Linked DNA regions of Homo sapiens: region 2 is linked to region 1. A link is a loop called in an ENCODE intact Hi-C map of the cell type or tissue named here. Cell type or tissue: chondrocyte. All regions are shown on one strand. Links, peaks and the distances in the headings refer to the core of each region. The heading gives the core; the rest is flanking DNA. Region 1 holds the start of BMAL2 (basic helix-loop-helix ARNT like 2). Region 2 overlaps MRPS35-DT (MRPS35 divergent transcript).

Region 1 (9,890 bases), core at 904-8,903:
AATAATTTCAATTTGGGTGACGAGGAGATTCTGGGAAGGTTGCATGAGGAAAAGGGGAAAATCATTTGTTGAAGGTCAGAGTTCATTAAACAGTTTGTAATCATTATCTCATTTAATTCCCAAAACAACCTTCCAAGTTAGGTATTTTTACCCCTATTCTACAGATAAGGAAATTGGGGCTCAGAGAAGTTTTAAAATTTGACCAAGTTTACAAAGCTGACAAGTAATGAAACCAGAAATCACAAGCCCAGTGGCCTAGTTCCAAAGCTTATATTGATTTTCCCACACCAGTTCTCCTCCTCCACACATACAAAAAAAGTGACATCTGCGCTCAGCCTTCAAGCTTGATTGGTTAAGATTCTCCAGACCCATCTAGAGGGAGGGCAGGGGTATTCCAGGAACAGCCAACAGCCTGAGGAAAGGCCTGGAGGTGGGAAAGTGTACATTATGTTGGGGAAAGGCAGGTTCCTTCACATAATTGAGTATAGGACATATCACAGGGGCAAAGGTGGAGGCACTTTGGTCAAGAAGGGTAGTAGATGATTCTCTACTTTCCCTGTGATATGCTTGGAAAATATGATAAAGTATATTTCTAATCTACTTAAAAATGTATGAAATGTTGTAAGTAAAACACTTTGAATGTCTTGGAAGTTATTGTTTTATCACAATAGTCTTAACCTTCAATTCTAAATATCCTTTAATGCAAAGCATAGAGTGGAAGAATGATTCTCTTTACATTTCCTTTTCCTTTAGACTTCTTTGTTTTTAATCTCGCTGTAATGGTACCATCTAGAGATTTAAACCATAAGATTAAAGACTAGAGAAATGAAATACAAATAATTTAGCTACATAAATGTCAAATTTCCTATCATGCCAACCATTTAAGTATTTTCAGGTGAGAATGTTAACACTGTATAACTGAACTGATTTTAAGAAGTTTTAAGGAAGTTTAAAATACTTTTTTTTTTTTTTTTTTTTTTTGAGACAGTCTCGCTCTGTCACCCAGGCTGGAGTGCAGTGGAATGATCTCGACTCACTACAACCTCTGCCTCCCAGGTTCAAGTGATTCTCCCACCTCAGCCTCCTGAGCTGGGATTACAGGCACGCACCACCAACGCCGGACTAATTTTTGTATTTTTTAGTAGAGACAGGGTTTCACCATGTTGGCCAGGCTGGTTTCAAACTCCTGACCTCAGGTGATCCACCTGCCATAGCCTCCCAAAGTGCTGGGATTACAGGCGTGAGCCACCGCGCCCAGCCAGGTTTAAAAATATTTTAAGTTAAAAAATTGGGTGGGTAAATGGGATATTATAGCCTAGTGTGATACAATGTAAACAGTATGTGTCAGGGACCAGTAAGTGTGACAGCACCTGAGTAAGAGAAGGAAACAGGGTGCGGCAGGGCATACATAGCTAAGTATTGCATAAATTATCAGTAAATATCTAGAAATACTACACGCTACTACAGAGAACATATCTCACCTGCAGTCCTAGCTCCAATAAGGGCTTACACTGAAGGCTCTTAGTTCCCACTGGCTCCTGCCACTGGGAAGGGGTGAGGCACTGGGCAAGGCAGGGGCTACAGAGGGCTGGGATGCTGAGAACCAGGGGAGCCACTACAGGTAGTAACCTTGCAAAAACCAGGGCAGGAAATCACTGTCTCACAGAACAGGCGGATGTCTCAGGTGCCCTTGCCTCCTGTAGGGCACATGGCACACTCTGAGGTCCCTGAAAATGCTTATGACCATGATGATGCTGACTAATGACCCAGACCCCAAGCACCCGAGTAACTCAGTTGTCAATGCAGAGAAGTGGAGGTCTTCAATTAAATGAGACAACTGAAAACTAGGGCTACCAGAATGAATTGTTATTTGCTCATTTATGATTTCCTGAACATGACACAAATGGAGATTTCAAAAGGATGCTACCTCAATGTTCACAGCACAGAACATCATGCTTTTTAGAACTAGGGAGTCATTTCACAAGGACAAAGTAAACTGAAATCACTGTATTCTCCTACTGATATTTTGGCTTTCCCTATATATTTTAAACGTTAGTTTTTGTTTTTCCTGGAGTCAAACTTTGATGGAGTGGCAGTCCCTCCCCTCCTCCCCTTCTCCTTCCTTCACTCTCTCCTTCCTCCTCCTTTCCCCTCTCCTCCTCTCTTTACTTCACACCTCCTCTCTTGCCTTCTCCCTCCTCTCACTCTTTCTCTCTTTCCTTCTCTATTTTCCTCCCCCTTAAATATGTGAAAAGTAATTAGCCCATCCTGGTTTATCTTGAATAATGCATTTCTGGCTGAAATTTTGCCCAAGGATCCATGCCAGTAACAGGAGCTTAGGCAAAATTGATTGGGACATGACGTTTGATTTCTGACTCACAAAGTAAATTTAAACCACTGTAATTGCAGAACTACATGTAAAAGAATTGGATCTTACACTATCATAGGTGAAAACATGAGCTGGTAAGAAAACGGAAGGTGAGAAAGCTGCCCCACAGAGGCCTCAACCCCAGACCATCTCTGGCAGTGAGTCTTGGAAATGTGCTGCTCCCCAAGACTGCCCTCTTCCTACCCCAAGGATTCTGGAATCATTTATTAGGAGGACACCCAGTCACTTGGCAGCATGCTCAATTTCGGTGTTTACCATCTAAAACTGATGGGGTGGGGAAACCCATAGTTTGGTTTACACTGTTAAAAAAACACAAAACAAAACAAAACAAAACAAAGCAAAACAAAACCTTAGGGCTAGTTTTGTAGATGGCCACCAACTGGCCCAGAGGCCTGTTTTTGTTTTCCCTCTGGGAATAGGGAGAAATAGTAAAAATACATATACATTTTTTCCTCCTAGAGGTTTCGTTGAGCGTTCTATTTTTTACTACTCTTTAGATAAGCAGGTGTCTGGAAGTGAGCACACTTGCTCATTAGCACCACCAAGTCAGATGGGAAAGAAAAGAAAGGAGTATGGGCGACAGCCATGGATTTTAACTCTAGTTCTGTCATGTCCTGGCTGTATAACTGTGAGCCAGCCTCAGTTTTCTCATCTGTGAAATGGAGATACTACCTACCTCACAACGCTGTTGTAAGACTAACAGAAGCACCCCTGTGAAATGTCTGTGACATCTTAGGTACTCATACCTGCGGGCTCTCCCAGCCCGCACAGAAACATTGCTACCCTTAATTAAGAAAATTTAATTTTTATTATTCCCAGCTTTACATTTGGTATGCAAAGAGCAATAAACTATTAATCTAAAATAGTTAGATAAATAGCATTAAACTTTATCTAAAAGCTTGTTGTAAGTTCGTAAGACTTATCTGGGGAATTAGTAGGTGCATTTTCTTTGAATTAGTAGGTGCATTTTCACTTCCTTTCAGTTTGGCCAATTTTAACTCACAAGGGACAACACTTTCTTAATGGACCAGACAGCACTCACCAATTTCACAAAGCAAATTGAAGTTGTAAATTAATAACTACATTAAGTTAATGTTTTATGAAGCACTTACTATTTCCTAAGTATTGGGCTAAGCATTTTATTTGCATTCATATCTCATATCTCATTTACTCCTAACAATCCTATAAGGCAGACTGCATAGTTATCTCCATTTTACAGATGGGGGAACTTAGACTAAGAGATTTCAAATAACCTGGGTGACACAGACAGTAAAGGGCAGAGCTCAGTCACAAGACGGAGCAGAAAGGGTGTCAGAGCTTATAAACACCACACGTGCCATCTTCTATTTTCAACAAAGGGTTTACCTAAGACTACGAATATTCAAATGATCGAATTTCTGAAATCGCCCCATGATGTAAATTCCCACAATTATATTAGAATTTCGAAAGCCACCTCCTCTCATTGCCTTATTTCAGAGAAGAATCTAAAACTCTATCATCTTATTCCAAAAGGAAAGGGGAGAATTAACTGCTTCCCTGAACTTCTCTGCCAGTCTTCCTTCAGTTATTTCTGTTTTCCTGCCTCTCATTTGTCTTAAACAACAGCTATTTTGTATTCATTCCGTAATTGTGAGCAGTGGTCCCAAAGGCCCCGTTGTAAGGAACTACAGAATACTGCCAGTGAATACTAGCGAGAAGGAAAAAGCACCGCAAACTTCCAACTCCATTCACAAAAATACCACAGAAATACATAATCGAACAAGCTAACTCCACTGACGGCTTTCCTGAAGCTTCAGCGGTGAAAGACACGAGCCGCCTGTCGCTTATGGAGGGCTGTCGCGGAGCGGGCTGCGATCCCGGAGTGTGGCCCCGCGTCCACGCGCACCTGCCCACCTGCGCGCTCCACCGCGGGGCAGCGGTTCAAGCCGGGAAGCCGCGAGTATTATCAGCTCAGAGGGGAGGGGTTCACAGGAACCGGGCTAGGTCCGAGGCTGCTGACAACTGGTTTACACAAAAGAAAGAAGAAATATAGGAAGTCCCCGCAGCAGTGCATGCCATGCCGACGCCGACGCGGGCGCCCAGCAGTGGGTGGAGGCGGATGCTCCCAGCGCCGGGTGCAAGGTCCCCCGCTGGCTCCCTTTCGCCAATGCGCCCGGCCCGGGACCAAGACACCGCGTCCTGAGCGCCGGCGGCGACCCCAGCTCCCCTCCCCGCGTCCCGCTCCCCGGGAGGACGCGCCGGGCGCCGCGCCGCACCTGTGCCCCACGGGGCGGCCTTGTCCCACCGCCCCTCGGAGGCGATGCTCCGGCCCGAGAGGACAGGCGCGGGCGCTTCCCTCGGGGCAGCGGGGGCAGACCTGGCGTCGCGGGGACGCCCCCAGCGCGTCAGACGCCGCGCGCCCACCTGGGGCCGTCGCCTCGCCACCGGCAACCTCACCTCCCGCCGCAGCCTCCTCTTCCGCCGCCATCGCAGGAGCCACTTGGTCGGCTCCGCAGCCCCGCGGCTGGCAGCATGGAGGAGCCCCGGGCCCGCCCTGCCCCGGCCCAGGCGGCGGCTCTGGAGCAGGGAAGCGGGGACTGGCGGGCCCTGCCGGGTGCCGCGGCGGCCGCCACCGCAGCCCGTAGGCGCGCACGGGACGCCGCCCCGCAGCCCGGCCGGCAGCAGCTACTGAGCATGCGGACTGGAGCCAGCCGCCCGCCGCTCTGGGCGCCGCGGGGCTTCCCGGCGGGAAAGAGACCCGGGCCAAGGGCGGAGTCGCTGCGGACACCGCCCCGCCGAGCCCTCCCGCGAGCAGCAAAGCACTAAAAGGCCAGTTGAGTCCTTCTAGCAACCACCCTATTGAAAACAGGCTTCCATGCTCATAGTAAGCTTTGTCCCAGCATTCCGAAGATTGCAGTTGTTAGACCCTCGGGGCAAAGGTAAAGGATGAATGAAGATAATTGCACGGTGGGTTAGCGGAGGGCACGGGGCTAGGGTTGGGGAGGAGGGTGCTGGACGAGAGACCCTGCTCTTTTCTGCTTAAGGAAGGGCTTAGCTGCAGAGACGAGAGTGTAGATGACAGAGAGAGGGTCCCGAGGAAGCCGTTTTGCCTCCTGGAACGGTTGGGTAAATCCAGAAACAAGATCTTTTGGGCATCACTTGACAGCCCTACATCCTATGGCCACGTGTCTAGAATACACTGGTTTGCTGCCCTCCCACTGGTCCCTAGACCCATTCCTTGGTAATCTAGTAGAAGTAAGTAAAGGAAAGTCACAGTAGAGAAGACACCAAATCAAACTTTGCAACCAGCCTAAAGGTAATAACTTTCCTACAAGGACTCAATTCCAACGTCTTAACCAGCACCTTATGTGTCCTCAGGGCAGTACTTAGGGCCATTGTGAGAGGCTGGGCAGAGGGTTTGGAAGTGTGTTCCCAAGCAGAAGTGGGCATGACAGGAGAAAACTGTTGCAGGCTTAAGCAGGGGCTAGGACTTTAGAGGTAAGGGAGACGTGCTGAAAACTGTGCTGTCCTCAACACACACCAAGACACATCCCTAATCAAAACCAGTCTTGAAACGTCTCATTCCTAGCTTTGACTTGGAACTCCACCCCAAATTCTACCAACACCAACTTCTCCTGGCAGCTAGAAACAGTAATTCCATACAGGGTTTCCCGAATGTGATCAAACCTTGGCTTTCCAGACAAGTGTACACTATTTTGAGGTGGTTTACCAAGGGGTAACAGGTAGAATTAATTAGACCTGGGCTTTAAGATCTGGGTTAAAATGTAAATACTATTCTATACATGGCCTTGCTTACAATGCATTTTCCCCCTTATCGGCTCAGTGAGCCTCACAACCTCTTTCTTAATTCCTGTCTTAGTAGAGAAACAGAAGTTCAGAGATGTCGAGTATTTTGGCCAGGATCACTCAGCTAGTAGATAGTAGAAGCAAGACCATAAAAGTTAGGTCTCCTTCTTAGGAGTTCCTATTGTGGTGTCCAGTAAGCTTGCCTGTGAATCATTGCAGTCCCCGTTTCTTAGAAACGATGATTCACTTCCACCAAAGCCTGAAAGCAAGAGAAGGGGAATCCAGAATCTAAAATACGAAAGCAGGAAGGGTAATAATGCACAAACAAAGCCGACCTACAGCATTCCATGGGGCACAACCCTTTCATTGCTTAATAGGTATTCCCCTTACTGCTCAGGTTTAAAGCCTGCTTGCTCTCTTTTTTTCTTTATGCTCTGGAGCTTTACTTTCTAAGACATGATTTTTTTGTTTTTTAAAGAGTAGCTATATAACCCATAGGATAAGGCAGAGAGACATATAATGTCTTGCCAGATGGATAGGAAGGTAATCTCTCATTTCCAGTGAGTGGTTTTCTCATATTTTCAACTTGGAAAAAAAAATGTGAGAAAGGTGATTGGATGATTTGTATAATAGAATGCTAGAGAATTTGTGTAATAGAATGCACACAGTTCCTTCTGGTCAGCATGGTTCCCCTGCCAAAAGCCCTGGAGCTGCCTTGCTCTCCAGGAATCATTGCTTGCCTTTCACTTAATTTGTTCATTAATTTTCTTTCATTGCTAAGTACTCAGGCAAGAACAAATATTTTAAAGGTGGAACAAATACTCCTTTGTCCATCTGGAATTAGGAACCACGGCCTCACAAGCTGTAAACTCCTGTCCTTTTAGCATTCTGCTGGGATTGTAACAATATAACTTAGATTAGAGAGGAGTCCCTAAAGCCACTTAGATATTGTATTTGGTCCAAGAACAACAACAACAACAACAACAACAACAAAAAACAACAAGATAGAACCCAAACCCAAAACAACAAAAAACCACACCTGCTTCAGAGTGTAATTAAATTGAAGATACTATTTCCAATGATGCATAACAATAAATAACACAGAAGCCAGGAAGGGGAGAGAAGAGGGGGTGGAAAACAACAAGGGGAAAAGAAGGCTGAACATATATTTATTACCATTGGGAACTGTACACTTAAAATGGTAAAGATGGTAAATAAAAAAAAAACATTACATAGGCCGGGCATGGTGGCTCACGCCTGTAATCTCAGCACTTTGGGAGGCCACGGCAGGCGGATCACGAGGTCAGGATGTGCAGACCGTCCTAGCTCACACGGTGAAACCCCGTCTCTACTAAATATACAAAAAATTAGCTGGGTGTGGTGGCGGGCACCTGTAATCCCAGCTACTCGGGAGGCTGAGGCAGGAGAATTGCTTGAACCCAGGAGGGGGAGGTTGCAATGAGCTGAGATCACGCCACTGCACTCCAGCCTGGGTGACAGAGCAAGACTCCATCTCAAATAAATAAATAAATAAATAGCAACTACCCATTATTGATTTCCTAAGTGACTGGGGAAAATAAATTATTAATGTTTAAAACTACCTTTTCTTCCTACCCTGCCCCCAGCATCCTGTGGAGGGTGAATCCTGGGGAAGATGCTTGGATTTGCTGGGCAGATTGATGAGTGCAGTTTGGAGAAACAAGTAGGCCAACACTCTCCCATATGTTTAGAGAGAGAAGAGGATCTATGGTGGGCTTCTGGTATAGGAAAGATGAGCTTGAGCATGGTCTAAGGGAAGGAAAAGCAGAGAGGTAATTGGAGGACAGAGCATTCCTGAGACAGAGAGGGTGGTAAAGGAGGTGGTGCAGCTGCCTTAAGGAGAGGAAATTTGCTATCTTTTTTTAATTTTAATTTTTTTTTTACATAGAGTCTCGCTCTATCGCCCAGGCTGGAGTGTAGTGTGATTTCGGCTCACTGCAACTCTGCCTCCCTGGGTTCAAGCGATTCTCATGCCTCAGCCTCCTGAGTAGCTATGATTACTGGCATGTGCCACCACACACAGCTAAATTTTTTGTATTTTCAGTAGAGACGGGGTTTCACCATGTTGGTCAGGCTGGTCTCGAACTCATGACCTCATGTGATCTGCCTGCCTTAGCCTCCCAAAGTGCTGGGATTACAGGCGTGAGCCACTGCACCTAGCCAGGAAATTTGAGATATCTTAAAGCGGTATTTAGGGAACTTCATTGTGTAATGCAAACCCTCTTACATTATTTCCCTGGAAAATAACAACTTCAGCAAAAGCTGCATTCATTTTCTCAATGCTTTTGGAGTCGTATTTATGTTTTTATTAAAAGTGAAAACATTTTGAGATTGGCCTTAGGTGGAAAGCAGGGCCACCCACAAAAATAGTCATTTAATTAACTTGTTCACATGTATTTATTGAGCACCTGCTGTGTGCCAGGCACTGTTGTAAGCACTGACTTCTGTATTTTACCTACTGTGCATCAGTTACTTTATATATATATATTCTCACAAAAACCAATGAGCAGGTATTAGTTTCTTTTTCTGTTAGCTCAGTGGTTCCCAAAATTCAATGTACATGAGAATGTGCACAATTTTAGACCCACCCCCAGAGACTGATTTAGTAGGTTTGGGGTGAATCACACTAAGTCCTTATTTCAAATGTGCTTCCTAGCTGATTTTGAAAGTTGCTCTGAGTACTCTCATCTAGGAAATACTGCTTTAACTTATCAAAAATCAATTTTCTTAAGCTGGGTTGTTGCAGTATGGTATGTACACCGGGGAAGCAGCGGGGAGAGAAGCAGTATTTCTTAGGGACAGGAATAGCAATATACTAAAATTCTGAGCAAACTGCAAGGAAGGACAAAACTTAGGACAAGAATGAGGGAATAGTTGTGCACACATCTACTTTTATGTGGAGTTGCTTACACTTTTTCCCTTAGGGATTATGCGTTTGTATGTGTGTATAAGCATCAATAACTCAACTGATGTTTACTTTTACAGTTTTTAAACACTCTTAAAGCAGTTATGGTATCCCAAGTCTTCCTCAGTCCTCTCGGTATTATATACAATCATACAAGAGGGTTCTCCAAGTTCTGTTCCTGATTTTTTTACCCAAGAAGACAAAAAGGCTGGATGCGGTGGCTCATGCCTGCAATCCCAGCACTTTGGGAGGCCAAGCGAGCACATCACTGAGGTCAGGAGTTTGAGACCAGCCTGGCCAACATGGTGAAGCCCCGTCTCTACTAAAGATACAAAAATTAGCCAGGCACGGTGGCAGGAACCTAATCACAGCTAGTCGGGAGGCCAAGGCAGAATTGCTTAAACCTGGGAGGTGGAGGTAGCAGTGAGCCAAGACCACGCCATTGCACTCCAGCCTGGGCGACAGAGTGAGACTCCGTCTCAAAAAAAAAAAAAAAAGATATTAGGCTGAGTATTGACAGTTTACTTTTCCTACCATGAGTTTCTCCCTTTTGAAGAGACTTACAAGTCTTCCTGTGTTTAGGAGTTTGATCATGAATGTTAAGAGGTAAAGTAATTCAGATAACTTGATGGTAGTTTAGCAATCTCACCTGAGAAATGTTTAATTTTCATTAGTCAGAGATCATCTTCCCAATTTTGACAAAGCAATTGAGCTAATAGTAATTAGACCACCCCACCCTTGGCTGGATCTTGGGAGGAAATAAGTTGATCA
Region 2 (9,890 bases), core at 836-8,835, 370 kb before region 1:
AAGCTTCACAGCAGGAACAAAAGGAAGGAAATACACTGGGAAGAGGGCCAAGTGGGCGACTTGAAAGTCAAGTACCCCATTTGACCTTTGACTTAGGGTTTTATACGTTGGCATACTTCTGGGGTCTATGTCCCTTCTCCCCTGATTTTTCCCTTGGGGTGGGCTGTCTGCATGCACAGTGGCTTGCCAGGACTTGGGAGGGGAGCATGCATAGTGTGTTTATTGGAGTCGTATACATGCTTACTTGAGGCATTCTTCCATTAGCAGTTGCACGTCCCTAGAAGATCAAATACCAGTTAAATTCTGCCATTTTGCTTCTTAATGTGCACGCTTGCGCACACTCACCCAGCTCCTGAGATCTTACTGGAAAGTTGCTGATCACTAGTTTCAGGTTTTTTGTATCTATTGGGAGAATGCTATTCCCTGGTGCTGGCTGCAACCAATTATTGTTTTAGAAAGACAGTTAATAACCACCTGACCGTCACCTGATGGTCGCCTGAAATTCCTGGGGTGTGCGTGTGTGTGTGTGGAGGGGGGTGTGTGTATAAGGGGAGCCCTCTCCTGCCCTGCTCATTCATGACTAGCTACCTACTCTAACAATATTTCTTAATTTCTGAGCAAGATATTAAAGACATAGGTCCCCATTCTACCTTGCTATGCGTTCTATCTTTTGTTGTACTCTCTCCCTAAGACTAAAGTGGATAGATGACCAGAGCTAGAGGAGCCAGAAAAATACTTATTGTTTTCCGTGGCATCAAGTACAGTAAGTTTCATTCTATAGTAAAAGTTAAAAATTCATTCATAATGCTATTAATGCTATCAACAAGCAAAAATATCTGTCTTGTGCAGTGTAAAGAGTAAAGCATGTACTATCTTGCACATAGGGGTTACTAAGATTACATAATTTTTCACTTGGCAGTGATCTTAGAGGTGCAATCATTCACTCACGATAAAAATATTTTCTTTGCTGGGTGCAGTGGCTCACTCCTGTACTCTCAACATTTTGGGAGGCTGAGATAGGGGAATCACTTGAGCTCAGGAGTTTAAGCCCAGCCTGGGCAACATAGCAAGAGCCTGTCTCTACAAAAAATACAAAAATTAGCCAGGCATGGTGATGTGTGCCTGTAGTCCCAGCTACTGGGGAGGCTGAGGTGGGAGGATCACTTGAGCCCAGGAGGCAGAGGTTGCAGAAAGCCGAGATAGTGCCACTGCACTCCAGCCTGGGCGACAGAGTGAGACCTGTCTCAAACAAACAAAAAAAATATTTTCTTCAAACTTTGTGACCATGTAATCTAACACATCATAGAAGCTAGGCTGGCTTCATAGACATACAACGTGCCTGCGCTTGGCCTAATGCTTTGCTGTTGCTGTCTTAAAATTCTTAATACTTTTTTTAACAAGGAGTCCTGCATCTTCAGTTTGCACTGGAACCTACAAATTATGTAGCTGGTCCTGTGTAGAACAATTTTAAATATTAAGCTGTCTTACAATTGGTTTTTATTATATTTAAACCTGAATTAATTCAATAAAAGCTACTTTTTAATTTTTTATCTTTATGGATACATAGGAAGTATATATATTTATGGGGTATATGATATATATTGATACAGACATAAAATGTATCATAATCACATCAGGGTAAATGGGGTATCCATCACCTCAAGCGTTTATCCTTTGTATTAAAAAGCTACTTTTAATCAAAACTAACTTCTTTTTTTTTTTTTCTCTTTTTTGAGAAGGAGTCTTGCTCTGTCACCCAGGCTGGAGTGCAGTTGCACAATCTCAGCTCACTGCAACCTCCACCTCCGGGGTCCAAGTCGTTCTCCTGCCTCAGCCTCCCAAGTAGCTGAGATTACAGGCATGTGCCACCATGCCCAACTAATTTTTGTGTTTTTGGTAGAGACAGGGTTTCACCATGTTGGCCAGGCTGGTCTTGAACTCCTGACCTCAAGTGATCCGCCCGCCTCGGCCTCCCAAAGTGCTAGGATTATAGGCGGGAACCACCACACCCGGCCTTCAAAACTAACTTGCTTTATAGTAGGTGAACAAAGTATGTCTATTCACAAGTATGGTAGACAATATGCAAATATAAGGAATAGGTATAGAGACCTTGCAACCTAAATGTTCATCAAAACAGTATGGGTTAAATCTATTATGGTGTATTCATATAATGCAGAGTACTACTAATAGAGGCAGGTGGCAGAGAAATCCTAGGCAGACAGAGGTGGGTCTCCGGTGAAACCCGACCTTCAAGCCAAAAACAGTGTGAAGCCCATGGACCAGAGTGAGAACTTCTATTCCTGTTTGCCCACTCTCTCCCTATTGGTTCTTTCTGAATAATGTATTTTAACCAATCAAATGTTGCCTTTTCCAGTATTACCTACAGTCCACCCCACCGCCATCCTGTGCCTGTAAAGACCCCAGACTCAGTTGGTAGAGGTGGGAGATGGCCTGACTTCAGGGAAGAGACCTCCTGACCTCAGGGGAAGATGAACAGCCCTTCCCATCCCATCTCCAGCTCCCCTCTCGGCTGAGAGCTTTTTCATCGCTCAATAAAATTCTCTGCCCTCACTATCGTTCAATTATCAAGGGTGACCTAATTTTTCTTGGATGCTGGACAAGAGCTTGAGATCCAAGTGTGGGTACCCAGAAAGGCTGTCACACTGACCCTTTGCCCTGGTCAGCAGAGGACAGCCACCCCATGTGAGGGGGCCAGGGGCCAACCGGGCTGCTAACATGCTGCCATCCATCGGGCTGTGGATGGCAGAACTAAAAAAGCTCATCAGCACACTACCACCCCCTCTGGGGCTTTGGGGTCTCAGGCATCCTTGCCTGGGTGCCACTGCATTCCCCTCAAGGCGACACCACTGGTCTGGCTGCGGGCTCTGCACAAAGCTTTCTCCTGCGGTGGCGAAGTGGCAGGCTGGACCCTGGACTCACTCACTCATGTGCTCCCTCCCACAAGGGGCTGAGTGTGGTGGGCCTAGTAGACAGAGCGCCCCTGCTGGGAGTCCAGCAAAGGAGCCGAGAAAAATCCTGCATCACTACTTAAGATACCTGGGCCCCAATCCTGGTTAAACATTAGAATAACCTCAGAAGATTTAAAAAAAAAATTATCTGGACTCCCTCTGAGATGCTGATTAATTGGTCTAGATGTGTTTGGAGCACTAGGGTTTTGTTTTGTTTTTTGTTTAAGTTCTTCAAGTGAATCTAATATTGAGGCAAGATGGAAAACCACTGGTGTCAGCCTTAACAAGGATGAGGTGGATATAAATCTATTAGCATAGAAAATTGTCCACAATATATTGTTAAGTTTTTTTAAAATGCAGGTTATAAGGCATTTATGGATTATGTAATCTCATTTGTGTATTATATTTTTATTTTTATTTTTTTGCAATGCAAATTCTGGAAGGGTCAACAGCAAATTTGAGGCAGTGGATATGAGGATAGAGGAGACACTCCTGAAGACTTCACTTTCTCCATTTCTGTACTTGAATTTTTACACCAAGCATACAGCTTGAAAAAATTAAATGAGTATGCAGTATTTTAAAAATCAACAAAAGCTTCACATTTTAATTTTCACTTGAAAAAAAAACATGGTGAGTCTGATTTATGGCTTTCAGCTGTTTATAACATGAATACTTACAATTTATACTAGGTTCTCTGAAATTTTCGTAAGCTTACACTTCAGTATATAAAATATTTTCACAAGCTTTGTCTTCTTTGAGTTACGGTCATGTGCCACATAAAGACGTTTCAGTCAACCACTGTGCATATATGATGGTGGTCCCATAAGACTATAATGGAGCTGAAACACTCCTATTCCCTAGTGACATTGTGGCTATTGTGACATCATAGCACAATTACTTTATTGTTTTATAAATGTATCACAGCCTAAGTGAACAGTGTTTGTGAAGTCTACAGTAGCATACAGTAATGTCCTAGGCCTTCACATTCACTCACCACTCACTGATTCACCCAGAGCAACTTCCAGTCCTGCAAGCCCCATTTGTTGTAAGTGCCCCATATAAGTGTACTATGTTTTACCTTTTATACCTTATTTTTACTGTACCTTTTTTTGTGTTTAGATATGTTTAAATACACAAATATTTACCATTGTGTTCCAGTTGCCTACAGTATTGGTAAAGTAACATGCTGTACAGGCTTGTAGCCTAGGAGCTATGCCACATAGCCTAGGTGTGTAGTTGGCTGTACTGTCTAGGTCTGTGTAAGTACACTTTCTTATGTTCACAAAACAATGAAATTGCCTAACAATGCATTTCTCAGAACATATCCCCATTAAGCAATGCATGATTGTAGTTGAAGTCATTCCCATTTTACAAATAAGGAAGCAAAAAGTTAAGCCACTTGACTCTGCTCTTATGAGCATTGAAACTCAAATCCGCATCTGATTCCAAGTTGCATGTTCTTTACATCACCTCCTTCTTGAGAGTGTACTCCACACAGCATTCCTGCAGACAGGGGTCGCTATACACCGAGGAAACATTAATTGACTGAGGACTATAACCTCCCAGAAGCATTGAACATGGGAACCGTTATTACTTAACACTTTAAAAGATGCCACCTGGGCTTATTCATGCCCAGTTTACTGAAGGCAAAGGGCTAAAATGCTTTTTTAATTTAAAAAATTGTATTTGCTTAGAAGTATTCAGAATGTCAACAAAACAGCTGCAACTTCTTTTTTTTCAATTACAGAGTGGTACTCAGCAGAACAACAACTATATCGTATAAGCTGCATCAGAGACAAATGAAGATGAAAAAACTATCCTCCTATATAACTAATCTGTGCTGTGCCCCAACAAAGCCTGCTTTAAATTTCCGTGCCAATTACAACCCCCATTCTGTATCAGGCAAGGTTAGTGTCTATTAAAAATATCACCAGGACAGGGCTATCTTAAGAGACATTTTGTAATCTGTTAATTGTACAAAAAGACACTGTAATGTTTTTTGTTTGTTTCTGTTTTTGTTTTGTTTTGTTGTTGTTGTTGTTTTGAGATGGAGTCTCGCTCTGCCGCCCAGGCTGGAGTGCGGTGGCGCAATCTTGGCTCACTGCAAGCTCTGCCTCCCGGGTTCATGCCATTCTCCTGCCTCAGCCTCCCAAGTAGCTGGGACTACAGGCACCCGCCACCATGCCTGGCTAATTTTTTTGTATTTTTAGTAGAGACGGGGTTTCACCGTGTTAGCCAGGATGGTCTCGATCTCTTGACCTCATGATCCACCCACCTTGGCCTCCCAAAGTCCTGGGATTACAGGTGTGAGCCACCGCGCCCAGCTGACACTGTAATGCTTAAAAACAAATCTTACACAGCCTTACATTTCAATTTTTTTTTCTTTAAAAGGAGTGAGTTGTATACAGGGGTTGTTAAATTCTTTATAGACAAGAGAAAGACTGCTACAACCAACTCGTTTATCATCATCTTCTTCTTCTCCTTCCTCCTCATCCTCCTCTTCTTTTTTTCTTTTTTTTTCAGCCTTGGCAATTCCCTTTGTTGCTGCATGAGGCTTTCCTTTAGCTCAGTCTGCTACAATATCCTTTTCATATTTGTCCTTCAGCTTCGCAGCCTTCTTTTCATAAGGCTGCTTGTCATCTGCAACAGTGTCATTCCACCTCTCTCCCAGTTTCTTTGCAAAATCACCAATGTATAGGCCGGGATATTTTCCTTTGACTCAGGGGCAATACTCAGAACACAAGAAAAAAGCCAAAGGAGGCCTCTTGGGCTTTTTTTTTTTTTTTGCCTCTCTTTCTGGAGGGATATAGGTTTTCATTTCTCTTTCATAATGGGTCTTTTGCCTGAGTTTGCCAAGTCTTCAAATTTTCCTTTATAGCAGACCCGGTCCTTTACCTCTCTGGCACTTTTTGGAACAATCTGAGAAGAGGACAGAAGCATCTGGGTGCTGTTTCTTGTGCTCCTTCTGACAAGTATGCATAAAGAATGCGTATAATGACATTTTTGCCTCTTGGGATCTCCTTTGCCCATGTTGAGTTACTTTTTCCTCAGTGAGGCACCCAGTCATGCAGTGCCCACCTGGCAATCACATACCCTGGCACTGTTTCTCTAAAATGCTTTTCTCCATCTTCTGATTTCTTTGGATAAAGGAAAGTCAAAGACAAATTTATTTCTGTCCTTGCATATATTCTTATTATTCAAGACATTTGGAAATACAGCATCTAATTGTTACATGTTTCAAACCCCACATCCAATCATCAGCAAATGCTGTACACTTTACTTTCAACTACATTCTAAATCTGACCTCTTCATACCTCCTCTTGTACGAGTGTGGTCCAGGCCACCTTTTTCTCTCATCTGGGTGACTACAGCTTCCTAGCTGCTTACCTGGGTTCTGCTTCTCTTCTTTTTCTTCTACCATCAAGTCTCCCCCCAGTAATCAAGTGAGGGTTTGTTTGTTTATTTGAGACAGAGTCTTGCTCTGTCACCCAGGCTGGAGTGCAGAGGCACGATCTCGGCTCACTGCAACCTCCGCCTCCTGGGTTCAAGCGATTCTCCTGCCTCAGTCTCCTGAGTAGCTGAAATTACAAGCATGTGCCATCATGCCAGGCTAATTTTTATGTTTTTAGTAGAGACGGGGTTTCACCATGTTGGCCAGGCTGGTCTTGAATTCCTGGCCTCAAGTGATTCACCCACCTTGGCCTCCCAAAGTGCTGGGATTACAGGTGTGAGCCACCATGCCTGGCTTCAAGTGAGGCTTTTAACGTACAGGTCAGTCAAGACATTTCTCTCCCCCATCACTCAGAATAGTTGAGTCCTTACTTCAGCTTACAAGTTTGACCAGCTTGATGAGTTTGCTGGCTACTTCTGCAAACTCATCTCCCACCTCTCGCCTCCAGCTCACTCTGCTCCGTCCACGTCAGCCTCCTTTGCTATCCACATTCACATCTACTCCCATTCCAGGTCCTTTGCATTTGCAGTTCTTTGTGCCTAGAACACCCTTTCCCAAATGTCTGCACTGATGCTCAGTGTCTTCCTTCAGATTTCTAGCTAATTGCCCCCTCCTCGCTGAGGCCTTCCTTCACCACCCAATATAAAATAGCACCTCCTAACATTCTTTATTCCCTGATCATGCTTTTTCTTTACATTACTCATGATGTAATTTAAAATTGATTATTGTTTGAGACAGGGTCTCACTGTTGCCCAGGCTGGAGTGCAGTGGCTGGTTCTGGGCTCACTGTAACCTCCTCCTCCTGGGCTCAAGCGATCTTCCCACCTCAGCCTCCCAAGTAGCTGGGACTACAGGCACACACCACCACACCAGGCTAATTTTTGTATTTTTAGTAGAGACAGGGTTTCATCATGTTGTCCAGGCTGGTTCCAAATTCCTGAACTCAAGTGATCCGCCGGCCTCAGCCTCCCAAAGTGCTGGGATTACTACAGGCGTGAGATGTTTTGAAAATATGCATTTAAACATCTGCACGTGTTTGTCTGTCTTCCACCATTAAGATATAAACTCCCTGAGACTAGGAACTTTGTTCTTTGTACTGCTAGATTGGCAGGGCACAGAACAAGCCCGACATGTAATAGGCACTCAGCAATTATGTTTGAATGAATCTATCTTCCATTTACACTTTTAAGCCTTTTTTTTTTTTTTGGCAATATATTAACCCAAATTGCAAAAGCTAAGCTTGACTCTATGCTATTGGAGACTTCACTACCAAAAAGAAGAAACAGATGTCTCTGCCAATACTCACCTTCTTTTAAAAAAGTCCTTTTTAATTGACAAGTAATTGTGTATATCAATACTCCATTTTATTAAACACTCTTTCATGCCAGCTTCTAATGAAGGACAACTACAAGGCCACAGATATGTTCTTCCTATTCCAGGTTCCTCAAGGAGAGGGCTATGGGGGTGAATAAACATTGACGGGAGGGAAAACAAAGCCATTTCTTGAGGCTGAAGAGAATATACATCCCTTTCTTCTTTCCTGAAGCTGCAGGCATCATGGGGATTATGAATGCTCCTTTCCTCGCTTTCCCCCAGGACTTCTTTGGGAGATAAAGTTGAAGAGAAGGGATTTGGGGGTTGGTGTTCCCCAATGTTGCAAGGCGTATTTTAATTTGAAGAACACCAGGCTCAATGGAAAGAAAACAGGGCATGCACTTAAGCCTAAATCTAGATTGAAGTTAATGACGCGCCTTTAGATTCACTGTGGATCCTGTTTACTGGGCTGGATAAAGAATCAAAGAGTGGATCTGGATTATCGTACTAAGCACTTTTGATTTTTTTTTCTTTTTTCTTTTTTTTTTTTTTTGAGACGGAGTCTCTCTTTGTCACCCAGGCTGGAGTGCAGTGGCGCCATCTTAGCTCACTCCAACCTCCACTTCCCGGGTTCAAGTGATTCTCCTGCCTCAGCCTCCTGAGTAGCTGGGATTACAGGCATGTGCCACGGCTAATTTTTGTGTTTTTAGTAGAGATGGGGTTTCACCATGTTGGTCAGGTTAGTCTTGAACTCCTGACCTCGTGATCTGCCTGCCTCAGCCTCCCAAAGTGCCGGGATTACAGGTGTGAGCCACCGCGCTTGGCTATTCTTAATTCTATAACGAATAGCAGTTCTACGAGGTGGGTATTGTCATCTCCGGTTTTTAGATAGGAAAATCAGGAGGCATTAGGGCTACAGAAGAAATCAAATGGCACCCTCAAGTCTACCTAAGGAAAAAGTACATCTACAGGGTGGGGGCAGGGTGCAAGGAACTAACAAAGAATGATGAAGCACCCCGGAAGGGACAATGGCCTGAGAGGGGAAGGGGAGGGAGCTGGAGTCTCAGAGAAGGGCCAGCTGGACAGGAGCTGTCTGGAACCAAGCATCGTAGTGAGGCAGGGAAAGTTGGGCTAATACATTCCAGACCTGTCCCCTTTCTGATCTCGTGCTCTCCACTGGATGGAAGCCAGAGTGATGCAGTTAGAGCCCAGAAGAAGGCAGACAAGGTGGGGAGTAGATGTGGAGGTTGAAATGAGAATAACCAGCACAGAGGTTTGGTTGGATACGTGTAAATAAAAGAGCTGGGATTTTAAGCAGGTTTGTCCTCAACTAAACTCGAAAGCTCTCACTCCTTCTACCATGACAAAGTTTTTACGACTCTGCATTGTGGCCTATTGCTGGTCATGATATCAATTTGGTGGCTTGCAGTCAGCATTTTACAAACCGATGTAGGACAAACTATCAGAGTGCACTGCAACATGCTTCAGTTATACAGATCACAGCAACAAATGTATTTCTTACTATGGAATACCTGCATGACGCCACATTGCGCTCATATGTCTTAATTCAGCCTCACAGGAACATGCCCTAAATTCCAAAATACAGAAAAGGCCAAGGCCATAAGAAGACTGTCAGAAACAGAAACGATTTTAAGAGGTTGGATGCAGTTGAAAGGATTCAGCCCATGTTTCTAATGGCTGCGTATCAGTGAACAGGTGGTTCAACAACAGGAAAAGTAGCCACAGATTAAGGCCAGGAAATGGAGGAAAAATGAGCAACAGTAACCAGCTAGCATTTTTGCAGGTGAACACCTTTGTTGTCTCAGCAATTCCAGTAGTTTAAAATCAGAGAATTTTCTTTTTATGTATTTATTGAGATGGGGTCTTGCTCTGTTGCCTAGGCTGGAGGGCAGTGGCACGATCACGACTCACTGCAACCTTGACCTCCCGGACCCAAGCAGTCCCCCTACCTCAGCCTCCCAAGTAGCTGGGACTACAGGCACACATCACCATGACTTTTTGTATTTTTTGTAGAGATGGGGTTTCACCATGTTGTCCAGGCTGGTCTTGAATTCCTGGGCTCAAGCAATCCTCCTGCCTCAGACTCCCAAAGTGTTGGGATCACAGCTACTCTTCCTGGCCAAAGAATTTTCTTT

Evidence for each region. Hi-C counts contacts between places; a loop is a spot of excess contacts. Peaks named below come from ENCODE experiments on the same cell type or tissue, not always from the same donor. Only the 100,000 strongest peaks of a DNase experiment are listed, where the experiment ranks them.
Region 2: a loop joins it to region 1, with 4 times the contacts of the local background. A loop is called at or near these places in 10 of 110 quality-filtered maps.

Annotation. Positions count from the first base shown.
Region 1 is chr12:27,328,039-27,337,928 of GRCh38, reverse strand. BMAL2 (basic helix-loop-helix ARNT like 2) reads right to left here and starts at 5,093. Exons shown (of 17, transcript NM_020183.6): 1 at 4,826-5,093. The coding sequence starts at 4,856. It overlaps LOC124902906 (a long non-coding RNA gene), which reads left to right and starts at 5,132. Exons shown (of 2, transcript XR_007063255.1): 1 at 5,132-5,307. RefSeq lists silencers at 4,600-4,719, 4,740-5,209. In chondrocyte, for the core only: no CTCF peak of the experiment used is centred there; DNase peaks (open chromatin) are centred at 1,593, 4,453 and 4,933.
Region 2 is chr12:27,698,447-27,708,336 of GRCh38, reverse strand. It overlaps MRPS35-DT (MRPS35 divergent transcript), which reads left to right. Exons shown (of 5, transcript XR_001749448.2): 2 at 3,413-3,599; 3 at 4,717-4,876. It also overlaps the pseudogene HMGB1P49. Among named protein-coding and RNA genes, the nearest start is that of REP15, 6.9 kb to the right of the region's middle. RefSeq lists an enhancer at 2,838-3,349. In chondrocyte, for the core only: CTCF peaks have their summits at 4,275 and 4,476; a DNase peak (open chromatin) is centred at 2,897.